2 separate regions of the Mus musculus genome follow, and region 2 is linked to region 1. Evidence: chromatin loops called from intact Hi-C (ENCODE). Cell type or tissue: left cerebral cortex. All regions are shown on one strand.

Region 1 (8,000 bases):
CAAATGTACCAGACATTCTGCAGGGAGGATGGGGCAGAACATGCACATGCATGCACTCATCACCACTATCAAAGTATCACTTCTCATTGCTTAGAGCCAGAGCTGGCTGTGGTTCTGCAGAGCCAGCTGTACTCCTGTTAAAACCTCAATGGCTTTACCACTTGGCCACTTCCTGCTCATCGTTGATACTTAAATGAGGAGTCCTGAATGGGCTAAGAGCTTTGCAGAAGAAAATAAGAGGACAGGTAAAACATTCTAAATAAAAGGTACACACTTCAAGTCTCTAGTCTGCTTATCCTCATAAATCTTAGTGCTTCCTCTAAGCTTTGCCATGCAGATGATGCTAGGGAAGAAAAAGAAAAATAGGGGTATTTAATGTCTTTCCAAATTACCACAAATAGTCAAACCTAATTCAAACATTTGTGAACCTTAACAAGTGGTGTTTTGCTGAATCACAAGTACAAACTACCACTTTTGTTTTCAAAATGTTTATAATCTAAATAACAATAACCACCAATCACAACAATAAATAGATAAAGGCAGATGACAGCACTCTAAAGAATGCTAAGGTGAGTTCAGAAGCCCTAATGCAAATTCCCATAGTCTAGTTTTGTACTTCATGTACTTAGTACCATTTACAACCTTGGAGATGTGTTACAGTGGAAGATGTAATAGTTTCAATTGAAAATAAGTTTAAATATTCCAATCCATAACAACTATAAAAAATTTCCTATTCTTCCAAAAACACAAAGACAGCTAAACAATGAGACACAAAGTTCCTCTCTCCCAAAGATGGTCCGGACTGTAACTGTTTGCAATTAACATCTTGAAATACTTTTAAAATGCTTACCTGTTGATGTAAACTTATAATTATACTATTTTCTTTTTAATAAAAACAAATCTTGAAGCACTTTATTTTTGAAAATATCAACTTAACCCTTACATTAGACTCCTTGTTATAACAACAAATTCTAACGATTTCTAGAGACAGTAAGTTTCTCCTTAAGACAAGCTATGCAGATTGGTATCAGTGCAGGTGTGACTACCGCTGCTTGAGGGGCAGTCAGAAACCACACCAAACATGCATCACTCTTGATTTCTGTTTCCTCTGTGAAATGAACAGTTACCAACATCTCACAAAACCTGTGAAGTAAACAGTACAGAAGTAAATGTTTATAAAGTATTTTTATAATGACTGAGACTCTGCCCCTTTCACCAATCACTGGGCAAAGCCCAGTTGCTATTACAACTTGTTGAGTTAGGCTCCAGAGTCTAGCTATCTTGATTTCAGTTGAATCTGCTCACTGAAGTACCATTCTAGGCTAGAAACGAAGAAATAAGTAAAACTGAAGGCAAGAGAGGCCCTGGCTATACAGCCTGCTTTGTGTGCCTACTATTTAGTTACCAGCTAAGCCAATTAAATTATCCAATACCGCACCATGGTTATTTACATAATTAACACTAGAACAGTAGAATAAACAAGTTTGCAAAGTAAATGGAAAAGCCAGAGCAGATTCTACAAAGCCCAGTTCACTATACATTTCATTATTTCCATAGCTGTGTTAACAGCCATGGGACAGAACCAACTAGGCAGTAAGAATCTCACTCATTAAAATCATTTATTTTAATGAAAAAGACTGCAATGAGTATTATCATAGGAATAAACATTAGCCACTAATCTGAAAACTTTTCCAAAAATAACAAATAGAATTTATCAAAAAGTGACTTTGTCTATTGCCTGTATCGTGGCTCCACGTTTTCTTCATGAAGCTGATTAACCCTTGGAGGATTTTCTTCTCTATCTGCTACCAGAAAACTGACAAAATCCAGAAAGGCTATGATAAAGAATGAAACTTCCTTTTGAAGGGCATCATCTAATGCTGGTTATATAACAAACAGAAAAAGAATGAAAGTATTCCACTCTGAGAGAACCTTGAACATTTTCCTGTGTGCTTTAGCTGAACAGAGAAGTATGAGTATTCCTTGGCCCAAAGACAAGACAGCTACTTTATCCTCAAAGTAGAATCTTAAGTCCCTAAATCAGCCTATTACAAAAAACACTCAAAGGACAAAACTTAGACTGAAAATCCTCTAGCTCAATAATCTGTGTTACAGAACTAATTTACCCCATTTTTTTCTGTATTTAAAGTTCCCAGTCTATACTTTTAGTACAAAGAAAGAAATCCTTTTTGTGAGGTTTAAAAAAAAAAAAAAAAAGTTTCGGTGGAAGTTTTCAGATTTTAGAAAAAAAAAATAGTATAAACTATGTTAGAAATTGTTCCAACACCTGACTGATAACCATACAAAAACTGGGGACACAGATGGTTTTAATGGCCTTTTTGCATATTAAACCATATATTGCCAGCAAAATAGTTTATCTACTAAATTTGTAGTTAAAAAGTTTAGACTTTTCTGGTTTTAAGATTACAGCTCGAGGCCCTTGGTCTTGTGAAGATTATATGCCCCAGTAAAGGGGAATGCCAGGGCCAGGAAGCAGGAGTGGGTGGGTTGGGGAGCAAGGGGGGGGGCATAGGGGACTTTCGGGATAGCATTTGAAATGTAAATGAAGAAAATATCTAATAAAAAATTGTTTTTGAAAAAAATTACAGCTCATAGACTATGCATCTATGGCCCAGAAATGGGATTACAGTAAACAAAACACACTTAACCTGGAATAATACTAGCCACTAACACTCAGGTAGGAGACACTGAGGGCATCTGAGAGTCCTGAAATCCTCAGATGCTTGCCTAACTGGAAAGCTTTAATCCAGCCAAGCTGTCCATGTGTTTACACCAAGACAGCCAATAAAAAAAGTTGGATTTTTTTGTGCTGTTTATGATGGTGGGGGCTAGAGGGGAGATATGCAAATATGACACTGAGCACATGCAGACGTCAGAAGGGAACTGCTGACAGTCAGGTCTTTCCGCTCACCAAGTCAGACCCAGGGATCAAACTTTAGGTCATCAGTCTCGGTGGTAAGCGCCTTTACCACTGACCTATCTTGTCAGCCCCAAGGGATTCAATACAAAAATAGTTTCTTTAACTTTGTTCTAAACTGAAGTTAACACTGAAAAACAGTTTACAAAAACCTGAAGATACAGCTTCACTTGACAGAGCTTCCAAACAAAGCCTCAGAGAAACCTGTAACTCAGGAGAACTCAGATTTTTCCATCCTGCTCCACAAGCAGCCAACTCTGAACCTATGGATGGCCACACCATGTTTCTACTCTAACTTCAAAGTGATGCTAGCACGTTCTCCTCCCCAATAGTACAAGCAAACCTCATCGATCTCCAACAACCTCAGAACAACACATGCCTCCAGGACTGAAGTGTGCTGGCTCTTACCACAAATCTTACATGTCCCACAAACAGTCACAGCACTGTGCCAGTTACTGTATATGCAGCCTGCACTGTCAGCCACCAAAGCAAAGGTAGTACAGGCTCTAACTGTGAAGCGATCCTGCTCACATTAGGTCACCAGAAACAAGGACACCACTGAACCAGGACTCCCACCTGGTTCCAAGAATACTGTTTCATTTCATCTACCTGATTATCCCAATTCTGAGAGACTCCCAACCCCAACCTAGCTATCCTCTTAACCACAAAGTAGGGGATGAAATCTCATCTTGAACAAACTCTAATTTTTGATTCTTTCGGTTTGGCTTTCTTTAGACTAGGCTGACCTGGATCTCACTATAAGGCCCAGGCTCTCTTCAAATTCACAATCCTCCAGCTTTAGCCTTCTACATGCTGTGATTAGCAGTGTAAACTGCCATGTCTATTTATCTCCAAGTCCTAAAAACAAAAAGTATGTTGAGATGTGATAGCAAAGCTTTAAGAAAAAGAAAAAGTCTGTTGTAAGTTATCTCAAATTGTATTATTATATTGCTTTGAAGATTTCATCACTGACTCATGATCAGCAAGATTAAAACTAGTAACCAAATCTTAATCTGTTTTCATTTCTGTGTGATCTCTAAGGCCCCAAGCACATTTCAAGAGCTTGGGTGACTCATTATGGTCACTCTATGACCACAATTTTAACCTGTAACATAAAAGAGCACATTTTAAACATAGAACAAAAGTTAAGGTATTTTTATAAAAATATAATTTTTCCCATCTCAAATGTATATTTAAAAAATATAGGATGAGGGACGAGAGAGATGGCTCAGTGGTTAAAAGCAATGGTTGATTTTGCAGAGGATTCAGGGTGAACTCCCAGCACCCACACAGTGACTCACAACCATCTGTAACTTCAGTTCCCAGGGATCCAATGTCCTTTTCTGGCCTCCATGGGCCATACTTGTTTTATAACAAGCATGTTTGTGCTAGGCATTAAGAAGTAAAATACCAGGCATGCCCACACACATAAAATGAAAAGAATAAATCTTTATTGTTGTTATAGGATGACTTGACTGGAAACAGAAAGCAGGTTCAAACAGCAGTCACACTATCAACATATCTACCTAAGCTTTAGTTTATGAACTAACAGTGTTCTACTTACAAAGCCATTCTTGCTTTAAAATACAGTATTCTCAAAAACAAGAAAAGCACCGCTGAAGAATGCACTCTCGAACTGGGCCTAACTGGGAGCAGACCAGGAGCCAACCATCCCTGGCCCTATCTCCAGACACAGAGCAGAGTGGGAGACTAGCAGTGCTGTGTGCTGAGTAAACATGGTAACCTTCAGAGCTTCAGTTTTACGTAGACAAATAAAAGCATACTTGTTTTACAAGAAGCATGTCTGTGCTAGACATTAAGAAGAAAACTACAGCAGGGCGTGGTGGCGCACACCTTTAATCCCAGCACTCAGGAGGCAGAGGCAGGCGGATTTCTGTGTTCAAGGCCAGCCTGGTCTACAAAGTGAGTTCCAGGACAGACAGACAGGGCTGTACAGAGAAACCCTGTCTTGAAAAAAACCAAAAAACAAAACAAAACAAAAAAAAAAAGAAGAAGAAGAAGAAGAAGAAGAAGAAGAAGAAGAAGAAGAAGAAAACTACATGCAGTTTAGGTAAGATTGTTTCTGCTAACTTGCAGTGCATTCTTTACTCTTTCTCTACCGTAACTGTGAAAAGTGGAGACCAGTGGTCTAAACCAGTGGTTCTTGACCTTCCTAAGGCTATGATACTTTTACACAGTTCCTCATATTGTAGTGACCCCCAAAACATTAAATTATGTCATTGCTACTTCATGTTACTGTCATGAACCATAAAGTAAATATCTGTGTTTTCTGATGGTCTTAGGCGACCCCCTGTGAAAGGGCCACTCGACCCCACAGGGGTCACAACCCACAGGTTAAAATTAATCCACAGGTTAACCCACTGCTCTAGCCTAACTTCTGGAGTCTCTTCAGCATCTCTCCCAGCTAGATTATCCTCCTAGGTTATTTATTCCATTAAGAATTTCAAGCAGGTAGAGAAACTATGGAGAAAACACTACATACATCTAAAAAATGGTGGTACCTAAGCATGGGAGGTTTATAAAAAGTATACGCATTCCATTCACCATTCCGTACCCTATGAACATGTACACTCCATACCCTATGTATGTATGTGGTCTACAGAATAACAGTACTGAGAAGAAATCACCTAAAAAGAAGAAGGAAGGAAACAACCAGTTAAATTACTTAGTAACCAGATCCTTCAAACCAACTCTTGGGTTTTCGTATGTCTTATACATGTAACATGTAAAAACACATATAAATTTATGACATCAAAAAAGCAGCTTGAGGGGCTGGAGAGATGGCTCAGTGGTTAAGAGCACCAACTGCTCTTCCAGGGGTCCTGAGTTCAATTCCCAGCAACCACATGGTGGCTCACAACCATCTGTAATGGGATTCAATGCCCTCTTCTGGTGTTCGTGAAGACAGCTACAGTGTACTCATATAAATTCTTTAAAAAAAAAAAAAAGCAGCTCATGAGACATTTACTCAACTCCACCACCACAATGATAATAATGTAAACTACTTAGAACACTGCCTATCATATCCTAACAATTTAATAAAAACTGGATATAATACTGATTATAATTATCATTACTATTAATGTTGCCCATAAATTCTAATTAAGAAGAAACTGCATCATGGATATGGTACTATCCATACCGGCCGGTAATCCCAGCTTTTTGGAGACTGAGGCAGGAGGATTACCATAAATTCAAGTATGCTATGGACTACACAGTGAGTCCTATCTAGTACAGATTGGGCTACAGAGTGAGATCTTGTTTGAAAAAGGGGGATGTGGGGGAACCGATGCCACAATATTAATAGTCAACATTTGAGTTAGCTCTGTGGTATGTAAAATACACAGTAAGTAACTTCCTTTCATTCTCACAAGGATTCTGAAAATAAGTATTATCTACTTTACACAAATAACAAAAGTATGCTCAGGGGGGTTAAAAGATGTGCTTAGGGTAACACTGCTACTAAATTGAAAGCTCAATTCCAGGTCAATTGGATGACTCTGAAGGTCAACTCCACCCACTACATGACTCTGCCCCTTTCCTGAAAAGCCACAATTCAAGGACTTTCTCACTAATTCAGTTGGTTCCTCTCCATCCCAGTAGGCACAAGTCAAAGACTACAGGGAATTCTCTAACTCTATAACAACTGCATAACCCTCTCTCTAACACTGCTGTGGTGAGTCGCCACCACTTACTCCATCCATGCTAATAAGCATGAATACTTTTACCTTAATCAACAAAGTCAGATTATAAACATCTAAATCCACCACTAACATTAATTCATAGCCACATCATTTATCCCACTGAGTTCATTTCCCTACAGAATTCATTAACTCCTTAATTATAACTTATAAGTAGGAAAAGAAATTCTGTATTCCTCCCAAAGAAAATCTGTATGTGGTAAACACATAAATGTATTTTTTTAAAAAGTCTTCATTACTATACTATCAAAAGGAAAATAAGTATTATCTACTTTACACAAATAACAAAAGTATGCTCAGGGGGGTTAAATGATGTGCTTAGGGCAACACTGCTACTAAATTGAAAGCTCAATTCAGTAACAAAATCCCTACATGTAAATAATAGGAAAACTTAAGTATTGCTGCATCTACTCCATGCAAAAGATGCAACTATTTTAAACCAAGTTGATAGAGCATATAATAAAAGAAAATAGTCATGACAGAATATACAGTGGCATTTTAGGGGAGGATATAAAGTGGAACTACCATTAAGATTTCACAAATATAGGACTTGGGGGGTGGGGGGAACTAAAGGAAATAAATCAAAACCTAACAGTTTTCTCTAGGCAGTGAACTAAGGGTGGTAATTTTTTCCCCTGTTCTCCAATTTTCAAATGCACAGCTGACAACTGTGCATTAATTTTATAGGCAGATGAAAGGTGAGTTGTCATTTGCCTGTTTTCTCTAAAACTCTTTAACTCACTTCCTAGCACTTTCCCCACAAACGACCTCCAAATTAGCCATAATAAATTTCAATCATTTGAATTTGTATGTGTTTATTATTGGGGTGTATGTTCCTTGTTTTTTATTTGGTTTGGTTTTTTACAACATGAGAAATCAAACTCAATTGATCTGATTTCTAAGCAAATGTTCTACCACTGATCTATAACCCTGCAAGTAGGTTGTGTCAAATTTAAGACTCAAAAAAAATTCATCTTCATTATTTTCAGAACTATTACTGTCTCTCTCTCTCTCTCTCACCCACAGAACTCTGGTTTTTTGGCATCTGTGAGTCTTTACTCCCAGTTTTTTTTTTTTCAGCCTAGTTCCCACACACACTGTGGTTAAATTCAAACCTTAGTAATAGCATCTCTAAATTAGTGCAACCTCCTGGATAAACGTTTCCCTTACCCAGGTTCCTCCTCAGCAACAACTCATTCTACCACCGCCTGCAGCAGAGCACGTGCCGTTCCTGAGGCTTTCCATTTATGAGCCCCTCTGACCCTCATAACAAACTTACAAGGAGCTATTACCTAACAGATTAAGAGCAGTGTGGGGCGGGGGGGGGGGGGGGGCACTGG
Region 2 (8,000 bases), 80 kb before region 1:
TATGAGGGAGGAGTTAGTACGATTTTCAGTTTTAAGTATCTGCAGGTAGTTAGGAATATGCCCCCACAGGTAAAGAGGAAATACTGTACAGATAATATTCCAGGCACAATTTAAAGTGAAACAATGTTCAAAACACATTAAGTACTTTATTTGTTCTTAGAAAAATCTTATTAAAATTCACAATTTAGTAAAGACTCTACATATACAATGTGTCATAGAAAGGCACACAGTTTATATCTCTCCAGGACCACAAGCTACCCAAGAGGTACTTTCTAAGCATTTTCTTTGTGATGAGCATTATAAACAGAATACAGGCTTTCCAAGAGACTCAACTAAAGATAAAAACTATTATTAACCCACAGAATATAGTAACATGACATAAAACTCCAAATAATTGTTTAAGTTGTGTAAAGTATTGTCAAACAATTATATATTGGAAACTTATGATGAATTCTACCCTAATGGACATAAGACAAAAATTTATCTTAATGTTTTTATAGCAAACCATTAATAAATAGTGTTTTAAATATATTTGTTTAAAAAAAAAGACAGGAGCAAGCTATAGAAACCATCTCAGACAGTGGAAACCACACAGTCAATTTTTAATCAAAAGACTTGTAACACCTTTTACAAGATGAAGAAAAGGCAAAGATTAATTAAACAAAATGCTAATGTATTATGTAGTTAAATACTAATAGTGGACAAGGACAGGCTCAAGGGCTATTACAGAGTAACGCGGATCTGGCTAGGTTTTCACCTCACAGCTCTGTGATTTATTGTCAACACAGCCAGACTGACTGAATGTCGTGGCTGGCACTGACAAAAGAAATCACTTTGTATCAATGACCCCTTTCTGCCCAAGACAATAGCTGTACAAATACAAAAACATGACAGCAATAAAGGAACTTCTAAAGCTTCATCCACAACAAAAACAAGACAACACCTGAAGATAAACTTTATAAGGATGTTATACAAACTGATAAAATGTAGAAACCAAGAAAATCTAAAGAGAAATGCAAAAGCATCACAATAGAATGGGGAATTGCAATTGTTTTGAAATACCTGGAGAAAAAAATTCCCATTTATTTTCTTTCCTTTCCATTTTTAGTACTTATATAGCAAATCAACAACTTTAGAGTAATTCATTGATCCATAGATTTAAATAACAGTTATGAGAACAGTAAACAATTATTAAAAATTTGAGGGCTGGAGAAATGGAACAGCGGTTAAGAACACTGACTGCTCTTCTGAGGGTCCTGAGTTCAAATCCCAGCAACCATATGGTGGCTCACAATCATCTGTAATGAGATCTGACGCCTGCCTCTGGTGTGTCTGAAGACTGCTACAGTGTACTTACATATAAATAAAATCTTAAAAAAGAAATAACAAAAAACTTGAAGTACTTTGACTATTTAATTTTTAAAAACATAATTATGTTTCTTTTCAGAATTAAAATGTATAAGAATTAGTAAACTCATCAACACTGAAGCACTGTTTTCTTTTTTTTAAACTCTGTGTGTGTGTGTGTGTGTGTGTGTGTGTGTGTGTGTGTGTGTGTATGCATGCATATGCATACCCAGTTTATCATAGAGCCTGCTTTTCTGAATGGAATCAATTACATAAAATACATTATAACTGTTTATTTCATGTGCCCCATTCTTTTTTTATTAGATATTTTCTTTATATACATTTCAAATGCTATCCTGAAAGTTCCCTATACCCTCCCTCCACCCTGCTCCCCTACCTACCCACTCCTGCTTCTTGGTCCTGGCATTCCCCTGTACTGGGGCATATAAAGTTTGCAATACCAAGGGGCCTCTCTTCCCAATGATGGCCAATAGGCCATCTTCTGCTACATATGCAGCTAGAGACATGAGCTCTGGGGGTACTGGTTAGTTCATATTGTTGGTCCACCTATAGGGTTGCAGACCCCTTCAGCTCCTTGGGTGCTTTCTCTAGCTTCTCCATTGAAGTTCCATTTTATAGAAGACTGTAAGCATCCACTTCTGTATTTGCCAGGCACTGGCATAGTCTCATACGAGACAGCTGTAACAGGGTCCCTTCTGCAAAATCTTTCTGGCATATGCAATATTGTGTGGGTTTGGTGGCTGATTATGGGATGGATCCCTGGGTGGAGTATTCTCTGGATAGTCCATCCTTTCATCTTAGCTCCAAACTTTGTCTCTGTAACTCCTTTCATGGGTATTTTGTTCCCTATTCTAAAGAGGAATGAAGTATCCACCCATTGGTCTTCCTTCCCTCTTCATGATTTTCTTCTGTTTTGTAAATTGTATCTTGGGTGTTCTATGTTTCTGGGCTAATATCCACTTATCAGTGAGTGCATATCTAATGACTTCTTTTGTGCATGTGCCCCATTCTTAAAAGCATATTATTTGGATTTCTGGAGGGTGTGTGTGTGTTTGCTGTGTAGCTCAGGCTCACAAATTTGTAGCTCAGCTTCCCAAATACTGGAATTCCAGGCATGTGCCATCATGCCTAGCATGCTATTTTTTATTAATTAATTATCTGGTAAGTGTATTGTTACTTTTCTGTTGCTGTGACAAAACACTATGAAAAAAATGAAACTTATAGGAAGGTTTGTTTGAGCTTAGGGTTCCAGAGGGACCAGAGTCCAATATGGTGGTGCAGTAGGTAAGCAGGCTGGAATTTCAATCTGAGCTCACATCTTGAACACTAAGCAGGAAGCTGACAGAGCAAATGGAAATCTTTACACTCTCAAAGCCACCCTGTGGTGACATAAATCCTCCAACAAACTGCAGCACTGCTAAGAACCAAGTAAGTGTTCAAATGACTGAGACTAGGGGTGCATCTCATACTCCACAGTTACGATCAAACCAACTTAAGACCTTGTTTCTAAAAACAATAGTTTGGATTTAATGAAAGCAGCTGGCCTTTTTGTCCTTGTAAAAACATTTAATAAGAACAATCACAGCTAAGTATGGTAGGCATGCCCCTAAGCCCAGCACTTGGGAGGCAGAAGCAGTTTTTGAGATTGTGGCTGGCTTGATCTATATATTGAGTTCCAGGTGAGCCAAAAAAAAAAAAAGAGACAAGACACAAGAAACACATCTGAAATTACTGAATAGACAACCACATTCTTTCGAGGTTGGGAGCTTGGAGAAGGAATAAACCAAACTTGTTGAAAATCAAACGTATAAGACTCTTAAAAGACCAGGCAAACTTTTGGCCAAGTCCAATGTGTGGCAGGCATCTTTTCCATGAAGAACTCAATACACTCTTGTTCACTTGTCTCATTGCCTCCACCGTAAGTGTTATACGTAGAGTATTCTCCAAAATACTATCCCTATGGTGTCCATTCTATTCCTTCCCCTTTAATATGTTAGCATTTGAATGTCTAAGTTTCTGTACAGTTTTATCCACCAACAAAAAACAAAAGCATGTTCTATGTCAAAGGAGAGACTGTTTTATAGCCAAACAACATGGTTTCCCCAGAAGATGCTGTAGACAAGGATTATGAACACTGTTTCAATGTTTGACGCTCAGGAAAGATCTATCTGAGATGAAAAGGATGGAATGGTGCAAGGGTACTAGCAATGAAGACCATTCTCTCTTTATCTGCCACTTAGGAGACCTACTACTAAAAACTGACATCATGAATTAAAACTAAGGTAAGTGGAGAAGTGAATACAGAACTTGGGATATGTTTCAGGTTTTGGAGAGTCTCAAAAAGTCAAAAACAAGGAAAAGAAGAGGGAAAAACAAAGAATAGACAGCTACAGCAAAGGCAGTCAAAGCAGCAATTCAACATGGACATGTGCTTATGTATGGTCAGCGTTTGCCCAGAGCAAGCAAGCGAGCACCTGTCAGATTAGAACAAGCCAGGAGACTGCGCACTTCCTGCACACAGAGTCAATTCTAACCCTGAAAGAAGTTCTTTATTCTAATAGTAAGTCAAATGGCAAACTCAGTACCACTGTATAGAAACAAAAGATAACAAACATACTTTATAGGACTGCCATCTGCTTTCTGGAGATAGAATAAGTGATTTGTAAGAAAAATCTGACTGGAGATAATTGTGTCAAATAACTAACACTATAATGTCTACTTCAATAGTTTCTTCACTTTTATTTGTGAAGAAATGATACTTTTTTATATAAACTTAAAGGTTGCAATCAATTCTAAACTAACAGACATCTGAAAACCTACCAACAATTTTTCATAGTACTTTTAAGATTTTGCATAAAGATGAAATAAATCTACTGATACGTTTACTCAGGAACTCATTGGGATACAGGGTCAATTACAATATAATTCCTTTCATTACTATGCTATACATTAATGAAATTAAAGGAGAAAAATGGACAAATGCACAAGGGAACTTAAGAGAAAGTAAGACAGGTTGTCTCACAGGAAAAGTGATTATCAGGTATAGAGCTTTGGGTTTTCTGTTTTAAGTACAAAAGATTCTGTGTATAGGATTGTTAAATCAAAGTCTGACTTTATATCTTAAAAGCTAGAGCACACACCCACAGGCAAGACCAAACTCGTCGACAGCAGAGGCTAAAGAATTAAATGAGACATGAGTGGCAGTCAGCCAAGGAAACAGAGAATTTTAATTTTAACCAAAAAAACTGGCTTACTAAAACAGAAAATATTGAAGGAACATGAAGAAACCAAGATTTCCACAAAGAGCATTCATAATAAAACCAAGTCGTAGACAGTAAAAATGCAACCCACTATTCAGCCAAGAGGACCACTACATGTGGATTCTCACAGACTGAAGATGCTGTAAATGTGCTCAATGAGTAAAGATCATACAATGGACAGAGGACTAGATAGAAGAAGGAAAACATTTTCTAAGAGGCCGAATTGAATGTGTGGAATAAAACTTCTTGGAAGAACATAAGACAGAATAGAGATGACAGGAAAGTGTAATTGGTGTTTATAATAGATAAATAGAAACCATTCAAATCAGAAACTAATAGAAACTTAACAAGATCTCAGAAACCTAATGGAAGAAACAAAGAAGTGTAACCTGGGTATAACGAGAGAACAAAGAGAATAGGACAGGAAAATGCATCTGAAGAAACCATGTCCAAAAGAGAAGTCACAGATGTGTAAGGGTTAAATCTACCAAATAAAGATTGTGGTGAATGCCAACAGTAAAAATGCCAAGAAATTCCTATACAAAATCAAGTTAACAGACAAAAATTTTAAATTTCAGAAATAGCCAGGAAGAAATTATTACCTAGAAAGGAAAAGTTCAAATCACTATGTTTGCCTTCAGAAACTGGATAATGGCAGACATGGAAAAACATCTTTAAAGTGCCCACTATTATCCAGAACTATACATATGACGAATATCCTTCAAGACTAAAGATAATAATGACATTTGCACATGAAAGAAAATTAAGAATTCATTTCTAACATCTGATTCAAAAATATACTGAAAGTAGATCTTTAAGATGAAAAAAAAAATGTAATCAGAGGGCATCCTGGATGCAGAAGTAAAGGGAGAACACCAATAAGAAACGGTTCTCTCTAGCGTCTGTAAAACATGCAACTATCTAAAACATAGTAACCATCTTCCTGGGAACTGCAATGGATGCGTTCTGAAGTAATACCAGAGCAACTTCAGCACGAGAGAAAGCAGCAAATAACCCCCCCCCCAAGGTAAACAGACCTACAAGGTTGAAAGACAGCTGCAATTTACCTAGAGTGGTAGTGGATTAACTAAATTGTCTTTGAGAAGTTAATGGTGTATTTCTACATCCTTGGGAAGGTACAAAAGGAGAAAATGAACAGAGGCAGTGTGGGCTAATAAAATAAAGCTGAATACTAAAATGAAGCAAGCAGAAATCAACACAATCCAACACTTCACTTCTGTCTAGGAAGAAGGCAGACATTTCTTTCAGCAAGTACACACCTCAATGCTTTGTGCACCCATCAAATTCATACCTCTACTCTTCTTGAACAAAATAATTACATTTAGATTCAATGGTTAGAAAATAACGACAACAAAACTACACTTACATTTTAACAAAAAATACAATATTACACCAATGTGAAAACTGCATGCACAGGTTTTTAGCTAGTTTGCCTGTTTTTATGGCTCCCATCAGGATCATAAGTCTGTAGGAACACAGCGGTTTCTACATAACTATCAAGTACATCTTCGTGAATTTTTGCTGATTACCTAACACATTTGCTATTTAAAAACAGCTGTGTGAGCAATTACTATTCTTAACTCAATTCCGCAAACAATTCTATTCGTTTCCTGTAATGAGGCCCATGCACTCCCTGCATTCAAGTCTTAGACCATTAATTCCTGTAATGGCATCACACTGCCTCTCTAGAATAGTGCCATAAAATCTTTTCCATATTTTCTCTGTACTGAAAATTCTCTCCCTCTATCCCTCAAACTCCCGCTCATTCCACTCTATGCACACAAAAGAAAATTTGATACTCATCACTTTCATAGTCATCCATTTACCTATTAATCTCTAGCTATTTAGCCCCTCCCCTAGACAGCACAAACCAAAGGCCAGATGCAGAACAATCTCTCCACAAATATTTGCTCATAGACAAACACACAAAAACCACTGAATTCTACATAGTCATCGATGATACAAGCTAACCTCTAACTTTTGTTTTCTTTTTGTTGTTGTTTATTCAAAGACAGGGTTTTTCTGTGTAGCCCTGGCTGTCCTGGACCTCACAGAGATACACCTGCCTCTGCTCCCAATGGCTGGGATAGACAGGGTATGCCAAGCCAGCACCCAAGAGAAGCTAACCTCTTCTTCATTTCTTGCATCTATGTAACAGATGTCAACAAAGTTTTGCTATAAAAGCCTTCTAGTACATATTTTAGATGATTGTAGACCAACTAACTATTCTCTATACCAACCACTCAATCTACTGCCATAGCACAAAAGCAGCCCAAGCAATATGACAGCAAAGAAAATAAGTAAGCTTAAATAAAATTAATTTACAAAAGCAAAACCATTAGCCATGGGCTGTATTTTGCCCACTCAGTTTCTTCTGCCACTGCTGCTACTGCTGCCAGTGCCGCCGCCGCCTCCTCCGCCGCCTCCTCCTCTTCCTCTTCCTCCTCTCCTCCTCCCCCCAAGTCTTATGGATTTTTTGTTTTCATTTGTTACCATGCTGGGGCAGGTGCCCAAAGTACATGCCCTTATCCCACCCTGCCATTCTATGTTCCAACCCCTAGACTGTTCATTTGGCTTTATAGTTTTTGTCCTCATATGAGTGATCAATTTCTATATATGTATTTTTATTTTTTAATTTATTTACTTAATTATCTGTGTGCATGTCATGGCACACTTGTGGAGGTCAGAGGACAACTCGCAGAAGCTGGTTCTCTCCTTCCACAACTTGGGTCGTGGGAATGTAATTTAGGTCATTAGGATTAGCAGCCAGCTCTTTTTCCCACGGAGCCATTTTGCCTGCCCCACACTCCCAACCTTAAACCCAGTACTGCACTCTGGAACCACAATCTCCACATTCCTACTGAACGTGTTTCTGAGTACCTTGTCATCACCCTAAAGCCATCGAATATCAGCCAAACCCTTGATGCTTTTCAGCTCTTCCTCCTAAACCACTCACTAGATGAGACCCCACGATTAAAGTATAACAGTCCAGGTTAGAGAGCCTTGGAAACCGGCATTACCTTGATTCTCCCACTCACTCTCTGTTACCTCCACAGTGAGGGTTGCTTAGTCACCTTCTCTTCCAGGCTTTCATAATGTGTCTATTAGACCCAGGTTCCCGAGTCTTTCACTCTTCCTAAGGCAGTAGTTTATAATACATCACCTGCTTAGGAAGTCCTGCCAACACAATCTTGCTAAAACACTTCTCAAACACATTCCTCCCAGATTTAGAAGTCACATTTTCAAATGCTTCACTGCCAGGACAGTAAAATTCTTCAACTTGAAATGAAATGTTTATTCTAATCTATTCCACAAATGTTTGTTGTGAAAAGTGCTAGATTTGCCCCATGT

Evidence for each region. A loop is a pair of places that touch in the nucleus more often than their neighbours do. Peaks named below come from ENCODE experiments on the same cell type or tissue, not always from the same donor. Only the 100,000 strongest peaks of a DNase experiment are listed, where the experiment ranks them.
Region 2: a loop joins it to region 1, with 3 times the contacts of the local background. A loop is called at or near these places in 2 of 42 quality-filtered maps.

What each region holds. Positions count from the first base shown.
Region 1 is chr9:72,097,180-72,105,179 of GRCm38, forward strand. All of the region lies in intron 3 of Tcf12 (transcription factor 12), which reads right to left. Among named protein-coding and RNA genes, the nearest start is that of Tcf12, 11 kb to the right of the region's middle. In left cerebral cortex, no CTCF peak of the experiment used is centred here; DNase peaks (open chromatin) are centred at 4,273 and 7,767.
Region 2 is chr9:72,017,154-72,025,153 of GRCm38, forward strand. The region is part of intron 3 of Tcf12 (transcription factor 12); the gene reads right to left. Among named protein-coding and RNA genes, the nearest start is that of Tcf12, 91 kb to the right of the region's middle. In left cerebral cortex, no CTCF peak of the experiment used is centred here; DNase peaks (open chromatin) are centred at 4,575 and 7,791.